Regions from separate parts of the Homo sapiens genome. Here region 2 is linked to region 1. Evidence: chromatin contacts called from ENCODE Hi-C or POLR2A ChIA-PET data. All regions are on one chromosome and are shown on one strand. Each heading gives the region's core, a stretch centred on a gene start or an enhancer-like site at or near the end of the contact. The rest is flanking DNA. Distances are from core to core; before and after follow the strand shown. Region 1 holds the start of EIF5A2 (eukaryotic translation initiation factor 5A2). Region 2 overlaps LOC105374211 (a long non-coding RNA gene).

What was found. Hi-C counts contacts between places; a loop is a spot of excess contacts on that map. ChIA-PET counts read pairs that join two places held with the same protein, here RNA polymerase II (POLR2A). Pooled maps may share reads with other maps.
Region 2: a loop to region 1 is called in a map of naive thymus-derived CD4-positive, alpha-beta T cell, with 3 times the contacts of the local background. The contact joins the enhancer-like site here to the promoter of EIF5A2 in region 1. A Hi-C loop is called at or near these places in 1 of 168 maps with a recorded cell type or tissue (naive thymus-derived CD4-positive, alpha-beta T cell) and 5 of 50 pooled maps. POLR2A ChIA-PET finds 5 or more read pairs at or near these places in 1 of 52 experiments (T-cell).

The regions. Positions count from the first base shown.
Region 1 is chr3:170,905,034-170,910,391 of GRCh38, forward strand. It overlaps EIF5A2 (eukaryotic translation initiation factor 5A2), which reads right to left and starts at 3,604. Exons shown (of 5, transcript NM_020390.6): 1 at 3,510-3,604; 2 at 2,609-2,808; 3 at 1,956-2,060. The coding sequence starts at 2,773. RefSeq lists a silencer at 3,125-3,264.
Region 2 is chr3:170,809,098-170,814,557 of GRCh38, forward strand. All of the region lies in intron 2 of LOC105374211 (a long non-coding RNA gene), which reads left to right. Among named protein-coding and RNA genes, the nearest start is that of RPL22L1, 58 kb to the right of the region's middle. Within about 2 kb of position 2,479, at least 9 of the 41 ENCODE cell types and tissues checked have a DNase peak (open chromatin) inside an H3K27ac peak, as active enhancers do.

The DNA.
Region 1 (5,358 bases), core at 2,354-4,853:
GGGACAAGGGTGAAGTAAGACACTTGTCTTGGGTGCAAAATTAAAGAAGGCACCAAAAAAACCTCAGTGATCAGATAGGCATTTTAATGCAATATTTTAAAAAATTAGAATTAATGCAAAAATCCTATGATAAAATACCAAAATTCTAAATAAAGATGGGATCAGAATTAATTTTCTTTGCGCCTTGAGCTCCTATATGGCTTGTCATTGTTACTAGTTCTGTCTTTATTTAAAATTTTGTGCCTGAGGCAAGAGCCTCCCTCACTTCATTTGCCTCATCCTAGTCTAGGACCCAAACCAAATTTTTCCTTTAAGTCTTGAGCTCCAATCAATGACTGGCTAACCTTATCATAGTATAATAGTAATTATCTGAACTGCTGATACCATCTTTCTGAAACATGCAACAGGCAAAAGCATTCTATATTGAATGAATATTACTGAATATAATTAATATTGAATAGTCAAAGCTTTCATACTTTAAGACGAAAAGAGAAACCCAATTTTGACAACATTCTACGCTCAACTTTAGCCTGCTGTACTATCTCTACCACATTCAGTAATCACATATACATTTAACAAATATTTTTCGAGCACCTACTATGTACCACATCAAAGTTGGTGCTCCAACAATAATGAAATGATTAAGTAGAATTTTTACATAGGAAAAGGGGGAAACAGAACAGCACTTTTTGGTACGTATCTACTTATGGAGTTCTTAATGGGGTACATTTTCTCATTTAATCCTCCTATTATCACTATTTTGTAGATGAGAAAACAGGCTCAGAAAGGTGTATAACTTGTCCAAAATCATCCAACTAGAAAGTGACAGAACTAGATCCAAACCCAGATCTACCTGGTTAAAAAAACCCACTTGCAAGACAATTCAAATTTCTACAAAGACTTCAAAGCAACCTAGAAAACATTTATGACAAGTAGGAAAGTGAAAATATAAAAGTGTTTACTAGATTAAAACCACAAAAAAGTATGTTTGCATGTGGACAAACAGCAAAAGGAAATCATTGCGTAAGTGCAGTTGATAGCAACATTAAAAGAAATTTATACAATACAACAAAGGGTACAGAAAAAAATCAGTTTAAGTCGGATAAAACAAATACCAGTGTCAACTTTGTATTTTTCACTATGTAAAATGAGCAGAAATGAGTTTGATATATGGTATGCTTGATACAGAAATTGAAGACTTTCAAGAAAAGCTTTAGTTATAAGTAATCTGAGCTTCCACATCCTATAAGGTCAATTATTTTGTTATCATCAATACTTCAAACAACAAAATGCTATCATTAAATATGACCTACCCAAATGTATAACTGGAACTAAAACTTGAAATTTACATACATAATTTAGCAAAAGGTCATAGCATGGTCACTAAGTATAATTTAACCAATTATATAGTTTTTGTGTTTTCTTCACCATACTCAGTGACCAGGTACTTTATCCTTTATATTTATGGCTTTCAACTTATTTCTCTACTTAAGAATGTCAAGTTCTGACTAACATTCATTAATGCAAAAACTTGGTAGGAACATGAATTTCAGTAGTTTCTTGAATGTCTCAGGTCTGATCAGTGAAAAGAAACAAAACATCCAGGAGGGATGTTTTAAATTAGAACAAGAAATATTTTACAACAGAGAGAATAGTACTTTTACTAAACATTGGACTTAATTGCAATATGCAGTCACTTGGCCTGAGAACACTAATAAGTATTTGACTTTTTAAAAAATGCAAGAATGTGAAAAAAATAGCAAACTAGCAATAATCCTAGAAAAGTACATGTGTTAAACATCACTATTTCTCCAATTTCTAAGATAGCTGGTGCCTAATAATTGGTTAGAAAAACCTACAAAACTACTCTTGGGTTTTGTCAAATTATTACTGATAGTACAAAGTATTTGCACCTTGAAGAAACAAGCAACATTCTAAAGAAAATCAGTGCTTACTTGATAATCATTTCTCTTAATATTTGGAACATCCATGTTGTGAGTAGAAGGACAAATATCTTCATATTTTTTGCCCGTGAAAATATCAATTCCAACAAGGTGAACCTAACAGAGGAGAACAGGAAACCTGTTTAATCTCTGCCAAGTATATCACTCATTACACACACAAGAGCACAATACCAATGCTGATTACAACAGATTCTTTTTCTCCTCCTTCCAAGGTCATCTAATTTTACTTAAAAAAAAATGTAGTGGTCTTACAATTAAGAGGCAGTAAACAACTAAACAGTATCACGACATGTCAAGACCCAATATAGACCAGTGATTCAATTATGAGATTACACAAGAAAAATAAAGTGTAGATTTCTTAGAATTGCTAGAACAGGTTTTCTCATCTGTAAACTAAATAGATCTTATAGGTCACTAGGATTCAGGAAAGTTTCAGTTCCCAGTTAATGAACATTGTAAGGGCCCAAGAAGGGAATGCTACCTTTAAGTATTCAACGTAATAACTGATTACCCAGTAATTGTGGGAAGGAAAAAATAGTGCTTATTACAAAATTTTAAGTATAGAAATCTCATGATCTGTAACGGAATACAAATGATCAAAGTCCCAACGCCGAAGCCAAAGCCTGATCTGCAAGGGTACTTACCTTGGCATGACCATGCTTTCCAGTTTTGGAAGTTGACATCTCCACTATTTTGCATGGTCGTCCTTTGAGCACCACGAAGCCGTTTTTGCGCAAGGCCGAGCACTGCATAGGGTAAGTGCTGGAAGCCCCGGCATCTCCAGTAGTGAAATCAATTTCGTCTGCCATGGTGGGCAGGGGAGATGGTAGTTTTTCCGTGGGAACTACACAAAAAGTTTGTGTTTGCTTTTTAACAACGGGTATGTAGGCAGGGAAACGTCTCATTTCGGACAAGTTATGTGCCAAGCATCATGGGCCCGTTATTTCTGCATGTAAGGAACACCCACCCTAGACTAGTGGCCACTTTCTAACTCTGGCCTCTACAAACTTTTCCAGCTACTGCTTGGGGAGGTGGGATGAGAAGTCGCAGAGGAGCTCGCTGAGGGTGGGGACACCCGCCCTGGGCGCTCCTCCGTGCTGGAAACAGCAGGTTGCGGCCCCCATCGCCCCACCGCAGAAGCCGGCGACCTTCCCCCGCCGCCCAGCCCTCGGCCGCCGCCCCGAACCCTACTGCGGGGGACCCAGCCCAGGCCGCAGGTCCCCGCGAAGGATGCGGGGTAACAGAACCTGGCCAGCAGCACCCGGCCCTCTGCTAGCTGGCGCGCACCCCGCCCTCCACCCTTCAACGTCGCCGCCGCGGCCGCACAGGCGCCCCCTGTTCTGCCGGCATCCAGGGCTCAGCTCGGCCCGGCCCGGCCCCACTAGGGCCTGAGCCCCGGCGGGTCCCGCGCTCGCCTCTGTTCCCCCATCCATTCTCCTTCTTTCTCTCGGTCAGCGCTCAGTTCTGGGCGCCTTCCCCGGCCCTGCCTCACTCTGGCCCCATCCCCACCAGCTTTTCCCCACCAGCTTTTCCCCAGGTCTTCACCTTTCAGCTGGCAAAGAGCGCCTTTCGTCTGCGCACCCGCGCTGGTCCCCTACAGCAGCGGCGCCGGCAGCGGCGGTGGCGGCCGCGGCAGTTCCAAGAGACGGGGCGGGGCCGCCACACTTTCCACACCCCAGCCTCCCCGCCCTTACCCGCCCCCACTCAGCCCTATTTCCGGGATAGGCCCCGGAGCGTCACAGGCACCGCCCTCTCGGGCTACCATTGGCTACCAGATTCCCGAGGCTCCGCCCAGTCACGTGAAGAGCGCCCTGGCAACCCCACGTGCTGCGGATTAGTGCACTTCCGGCGTGGAGCGCACTTTCAGCAGTCTGGTTGCCGAGGGTGAGCTCGCTGGCAGAGGAACTTGCGCCTTCCAACTCTTAGGTTTGTTGCGTTCGGGTCGCAGTCGACTTTAATGGGAACCAAGCAAAGCACCCAATGGCCCCTGCCATCAGGTGCGTGGCAGTTATCACATGACGATCGTCAGAACTCGCGAGGCGCGCAGATTCAGCGAGTGCCAGTGTGGCTGGCTGTGAAGCGAACTTTGGGTTCGAGCTTCTGGTTCAGCTTGCAGCCTTTCTTGGGGTTCGAACCTCCTCCTGGTCCTTAAAGAAGAATTCAGGTGCAGTATTTTATTACCCAGCTCGGCACCGCAGGTCCTGAGGACCCCCCATTCACCCCTTGGTGAGATTTTTGGCAGCGACTGCCGCCGGATGCCCCTGTAGAGTCAGCACTGCTCCCTGGGGTGGGAACTCCCGAAGCGTCCGCCAGCTAACAAGCCAGCAGTGAAATGAATTAACCCACTTCTCACACCAAAGGCTGTTGGGAAGTTGTGGAGGCGAAGGGTGTCTGACTCCTACGGCATTGTGGGTCCAGAGAGGTGTTCTGCCGACTCATCCATTCTTTCCTCCTGGCATTGGCATTCCTTAGAGTTTGGGGTTTAACCCTGGCACATTAGAACGCTTGGATGGTCTTCAAAATTGACCTAGAGCTTGTAGACTGCCATAGAAAGGTTCTTAAAAGAGATGTGCTCCCCCTTCACAGTTTCATTTCGCAACCTACCGCAGTATCCTATCTTGGGGAGGTGATCTAGGAAATTATTTCCCATCCCACACCCGCATTTATGTGGTAACTTTGATTTCCTATTGCTGTCTCATGAATAATCCCATATCTCACATTCCTGTATGACTCTACAGTTTACACATATCTTTCAAACAGGTCCAATTTAACTTTCGCAATAAGTTACTGCCCTCTCATGTACTGAATTCAGCCTCTAGCTAATATACAAAGGAGCCATTACAGCAGTGGCTCATGCCTGTAATCCCAGCACGTTGGGAGGCTGAGGCAGGTGGGTTCCCTGAGCTCAGGAGTTCGAGATCAGCCTGGGCAGCATCGTGAAACCCCGTCTCTACCAAAAATACGAAAACTTAGCTGGGCATGGTGCTGTGCACCTGTGGTCCCAGCTACTAGGGAGGTTGAGGTGGGAGGATCACTTGAGCCTGGGAGGTGGAGACTGCAGTGAGCCGAGATCCGGCCACTGTACTCCAACCTGGCTGACAGAGTGAGACCACCCCCCCCACCCCCAACACCCCAAAAAGAAAGAGCCAGATTAGAATCTTGGTTCATTAGCTCTTTCTGCTTTTCCTTATACCTCCTAACTTTTCCCTATTGTTTTTACAATGATCGCTAATAGTATTTAGTATTTATATAGGCAGGTAGTGTACTAAATTTTTGATGTGCATTATTCCTTTGTTTGTCACTGCTGCTTTCTATTTTTAACCTTGTTAAGTTATTCATATAAAGAAAAATTTGTCCCTTTTCTTTTTATGAGTTTTGAAAAACATATCTTGAT
Region 2 (5,460 bases), core at 1,229-3,728, 97 kb before region 1:
AGGGCGTACGGTTGAGAGTGCGCGATAGGTGAGCGAATTATGTCAACCATATAAAACCTACCTGCGCTAATGGTAGGACAACAATATTGTTCTAGTTTGCAAAGATCAGCATATTCTCCAGACAGAGAACACTGCTAAAAAGACAGTAGCATAATGCATCTCTCTGGAATACACACATACAACCCTCTCCTCCACGTCCCAACCAAGGTAATCAAGTTCTTTCATTGTAAAGAGTGCAATGAAAATGCCAGAGGCATCATCAAATTGTGAATCATATAATGCCAAAAGGTACCCAGGGATGACCTCACCTAGCCCCATTTGTGGGAGGAGGAAATGGGGGTGGGTGGAGGTTGCTGACAGAACAGTTGTCCCGAGGCCACACAGCCAGTGATCGGCAGAGCTGGACTAAGAAGGCTTACTGATTCTAACTCTTCGCTGTGCTACACTGTCTCCCATTCCCACACCCATCTCCACCCACCTCAAAATCTTAAACCAGATGGCAAATCCAGCTTCTCCTGGACCCCTAGAAGATACTCCTTCTCTGAGCTGTCACATCCTCGGGGCCTTCTAACGCCTTGTTCACTGCTGCCACCTAGGGAATTTCAGTGAGTTTTCCTCCTTAGGCTGTTGCCTTAGGTGCTCAACAATGGCCATGCACCTCCGTCCTATTCAAGGCCTATCTCCTTAATTAATCATCCAAGTCACTTCATGCTCAGCTCACCAATTAGCAGAGCTATTCACAGTGCAGGCATTCAGATGATACACATCTGACCTTGCTGATGAACACATCTTTTTGTTTGTTCTTTGAAATATTGTTAGGGAACTACTCAAATGCTTTGGGTTTAAAAATATTACTCCAATAATACTGAGTAGTTGCTGAGTTCTAGTTTAATATCTGATTCTTTTCAAGGTGCTGGTGAGAAGGAGCTCATCTACTTCATCCCCAGCATTGCAAGCAGGAGAATATCAGACCTATTTACTCAGGTTCAATGTGTCCAGATCTATTAACTGAAGTTCAGTGTTAGTCATACTTCCACTTTCCCCTGACCACTCCCTCTTTCCTCATTTTATAGCCAGATGCTAGCGTTTAGCAATAAAGTAGCCATTCATTCCCTCAACCTTAATTACTTGATAGTATCCATTGAAACAGAAACACACATGAACTAAATCCCTAGTGATGAAGTCCATTGCTTGACCATAAAAATGATAAAACAGACTCCTGACAAACAATAACAGTCCAGGTTGACTTCCTATGCAATTAAAACCAGACTCCTGGAATTTCCAATTCAAGAACAGAATACATGGAAATAATCAGAGTTGATTATTTTTCTAAGCAGGGAAGGTTAGAAAGCTTCCTGTTTTAGAATGTAAGCACTCTTTTCCAGCTTCATCATTATACCATGCCACATAAAGATATGACTATACCCCTTTTCACTATTCTTTCAGTTTTTAAAGGTCTGATTAGTAGTACTATAGCCCTGAGTATTTCTCCATAGATTCAATTATCTCCCTATGCACAGTATAGCATAGTGGTTTAAATACTCGGGCTTAGGGGCAATTAGACCTAGGTTCCAAACCAGGCTCTACTTGGGTGTGTAATCTTGCAAAAATTTCTTAACATTCCTAAGCTTCAGGTGCCTCATCTATGAAATGGCAGTAAAAATACTAACTTCACGGTAAATTTTCTGTGAGAATTGAAGATATAAAAGTTTGGTGTTGAGCACATTGCTTGGCCTATAGTAAGTAATCAGTAAAAGTTAGCTGGTATTGTAATTATCATCGTCATCATTCATATAACCATTGCCAATGTAAGATCCTCAATTACAAGGAGAAGCCAGAGAAAAGGGAAGGAGATTTCAAGTAGTTCTGGTAGACAGTGGCTTTGTAGCTAGGACTAAAAAATACATTCAATTTTAAGTCAGAATGCCTGAATTTAAATCCCAGATCTATATGAAGGTACTTAGCTTCTCTGGTCCTCGGTTTCCTTATCTGTAAAATGGAGGTGGTAATAGCAACTGGCAGATTGTTGTAAAAATTAAATGAGATAATGACACTGAACGTTTCAAGCCCAACACCTGCCCCAATGGCAGGCAAGCTTTCTTGCTTTTGCCTAATGAATATTTTAGGGCCCTTGCCCATGGTCTAACTTCTGCTTCTGACTGTCACCTCCTGCAGATGAGATGAGGGTGGCAAATCTGGATGCAGGACGCTCTGGGAGAACCTGGCAATCACACTTTCAATCTTTTGATCCGATAATCCCAAATACAAAGAAGAAGGCCCTCAGCAGTTCTCTATTAGGTATAAAAGGGAAGAAAGCCAGTTACAATGGCTGGAAGACCTTAGAGGAAAGGAGGCCCCGGGAACATGGGGACTAACAGCAAATCCTGGTACTGGCCACAAGCCACAAATTTGTGTAGGGGTAGGGAAGAGGATAGGGGATGGCTGGAGCCTGAGACCTGGTGTTTCCTATGATCAGTGCACCTAGCTTGATGACTCATGTTCTTCTAGCTTTTGGCAGCCTAGACTGGTATGTCACTGAAATTTAAAAGCTCCCTGAAATATAGGCAGCATTTTCTCTCCAGCTGTATTTTGAAAAGATGACACAATTTGGATGCAACCTTGTTTTCCAACCTGAAGCAATATTCAGACAGTGTGTTGATGTTTTTAAGTCAGTAGGTGTGTCTGTTTAGTATGTGTGTGCATGCGCGTAAAACGCTCTCCCTCGTGATGCAAAACATGCCCTTTTTCTAATGCCCACGAAAGAAAGTTATCTTAAAGTGAACAATTATTTGTTTGGGATGTCACACTCCAGAACTCTCCACCAGCTAGTCTATTGGGCCCGCTAGCTTCACAGAAGTCAAGGCCAGGTTAATGCATACTATATTATTAGCGAAATAACTAGGTCTTTAACACCTCTCCCTCCAAAAAACAAACACACAAAACAGCTTTAACTTTCATCCCTCTCCAATACCACACTGAATGCCCCACCCTAAGCCATAGCCCTATAACCTCCTCCTCCCCTCTCCTCTTCTGAATGAGAAACCATGAGTGCCCCCTAGTGGTTCAATGGCCGTAATTGCACTCCCCAGCTTTTTGTTTGCCTAATTACTAAGTTTTACCAGCAGGGTTGCAGCCAAGTTCAAGTGTCAAGTTCAAGAACATTTTTGTACTGCCATGTGGTGATTCTGTTGCAGCTAATAAAGAGCTTAAAAGTCTTTGGGTCTGTGAAGCATAATCTCAGCTTTTTCTGTTTGGCGGATCTTCTTAGGTTCTCCTTGGTTCTGCACAGCTGATAATGTGAGAGGGGTTGCTGCTCTCCTCTTGCCGCAACCCCCACCCCAGGCCTTCTCACTCCCAAAACCTACCAAAACGTACCAAGCTGCCTCTTTGAATCTGCTGGCGTGGTAAGGGGAATGGTGTGGCGCATGTGAAAGAGATTGTCCCAAATGGGCAGAACCTTGGGACCCCAGCAAAATCCTGTGTTTAAGTTCTGGCCCAATTGCCAAAGTTCATCCCCAGTTCTTGTTTCAGACTAGCTCAGAAATTCGTCTCATTGATCCCTTTAAGGGCTTTTGTATGCGACTCTGCCACATCAAGAAAATAGCTCTACTACCACCCACTCAGAATATTTGCAGAATTTGCTTTCTTGAGATACGATCATAGCAAAAGCCATGCAGGAATCCCCACTTACCACAGAGGTCCATTTCCAGACATCTCATTGTGACCCCACTCCTCTGATGGCTGCAGACTCAGTCCCCAGAGGAGGAGCTCCTTGAGGCAGGGGTTGAAACATTTTTATAAATTATTATCCCCAGCATGTGGCACAGGGCCCAACATGTAGTAGGTGATCACAAAATTTTCTGTCAGGGAAAGCGTTAAAGTACTGAACTACTCTCCCAGTCCCCAAGCCCATTCTGATGTTAAACTCCTAATTCCCAATGTGACTGTTTTTGGAGTTCAAGCCTTTAGGGAGGTAATTAAGATTAAGTGAGGTCCTAAGGGTTGGTCTATAATCTGAAGGACTGGGGTTCTTATAGGAAGGAGAAGAGACACCAGAAATTTCTTTCCTTGCGTGCTCACAGAAAAAGGGTTATGTGAGGACACAGGAATAAAGTGGCTGTCTACAAAGAACAGGAAGAGAGGCCTTACCAGAAACCAACCTGATCACACCATGATCTTGGACTTCCAACCTCCAGAACTGTGAGAAAACACATTTCTGTTGTTTAAGCCATCCAGTCTCTGGTATTTTGTTAATGGCAGCCCTAGCAAACTAATACAGAAAGGGAAGCTCTTTAATGAGATTCCTGCAACCAGACCATGGCACAGTTCTAAATTCCAAAGAAGGAGGGAGGACAGACACTAACACGTGTTGAGAGCTGACGGATGTGGCAGCACTGAAGCAGCTGTTCCTGGAAATTCACCAGTTGTCTTCTGATCTAAAAACACTCCTGGGGAAGCTCGTGAATACCCACGGGTGAAGTGTTTTCCCCTGTACTATTCTCCCTACTAGCCATTCCCCAGTGCCTGGCTTTCAGTGATCTCTGGGTATGTGAACTCGAAACCAGCATTTCAGTAGGGAAGATGTAGTCAGGCAGAAGAACGTGCTCCTGTCTACCCAAGTGATGCTCCTAAGTGTCTCCATGAATGTCTATGAGTACCCAGGAATGAATGTTGTGTTTCTCATCCTGCATTGGATTTTACAGCCTTCATTAAATTTTGACCAACAAAATTGAGTGAGAAAAATCAGGCTTCCTGCAAGGAATGAGCTAAAACCAGTGTCGGGTTCTCACTGTGAACCTTGCATTTCCCTTTAATAACAGACATCAGACCACCTGCAAAAACATTACGTCTCACTAAGCCAGGTAAGAGTGAAACTAGAGAAAAGTAGAGGAAATGCCTTAAGTCAAAGTTTTGATTTGTAAATCTTAGAGGAGGACATGAAGCCCATGGATAAGCAATAGACTGGAAGAGTACAAAATGATACAAGAGGCAGTTTGCCTACCCCAGAGGAACAGATCCCCTGCGTAGAAAAGAATAGCACTGAGGAAGGGCTTTATGTCCTACCCATTCCTCCTCTAGCCCCCAGCCATTCTTAGAGAAGGGAGAGGTGGCAAAAAAAACTCATAAGAAAGTTTGAGATATCTAAGAATAGAAGCTTTGGGGCATGTGACTGAAGTTCAGGAGGGCAGCAGCCATTATGCAGCTTCCCCAAATGTAACTTAAAGAATGGCTGCAAAGACTATCCAGGCAGACAAGGCTGAGGTGATCTCATGGAGTTCCCTCGGAGGCTCATGGAGCAGCCAGTTATTTCCCAGAGGGGCTTAGAAGTCTAGAGAGAGAGCCGAGCCCAAAAAAGCTTAGTCTGTTCAGCCAATTCCCTTGGTGACCTAATGGGAATCAGAGCACACTAGCAAGGACAATGTCAGTGATGAAGGCTACAGGGACTTTATGCCCTCCGTG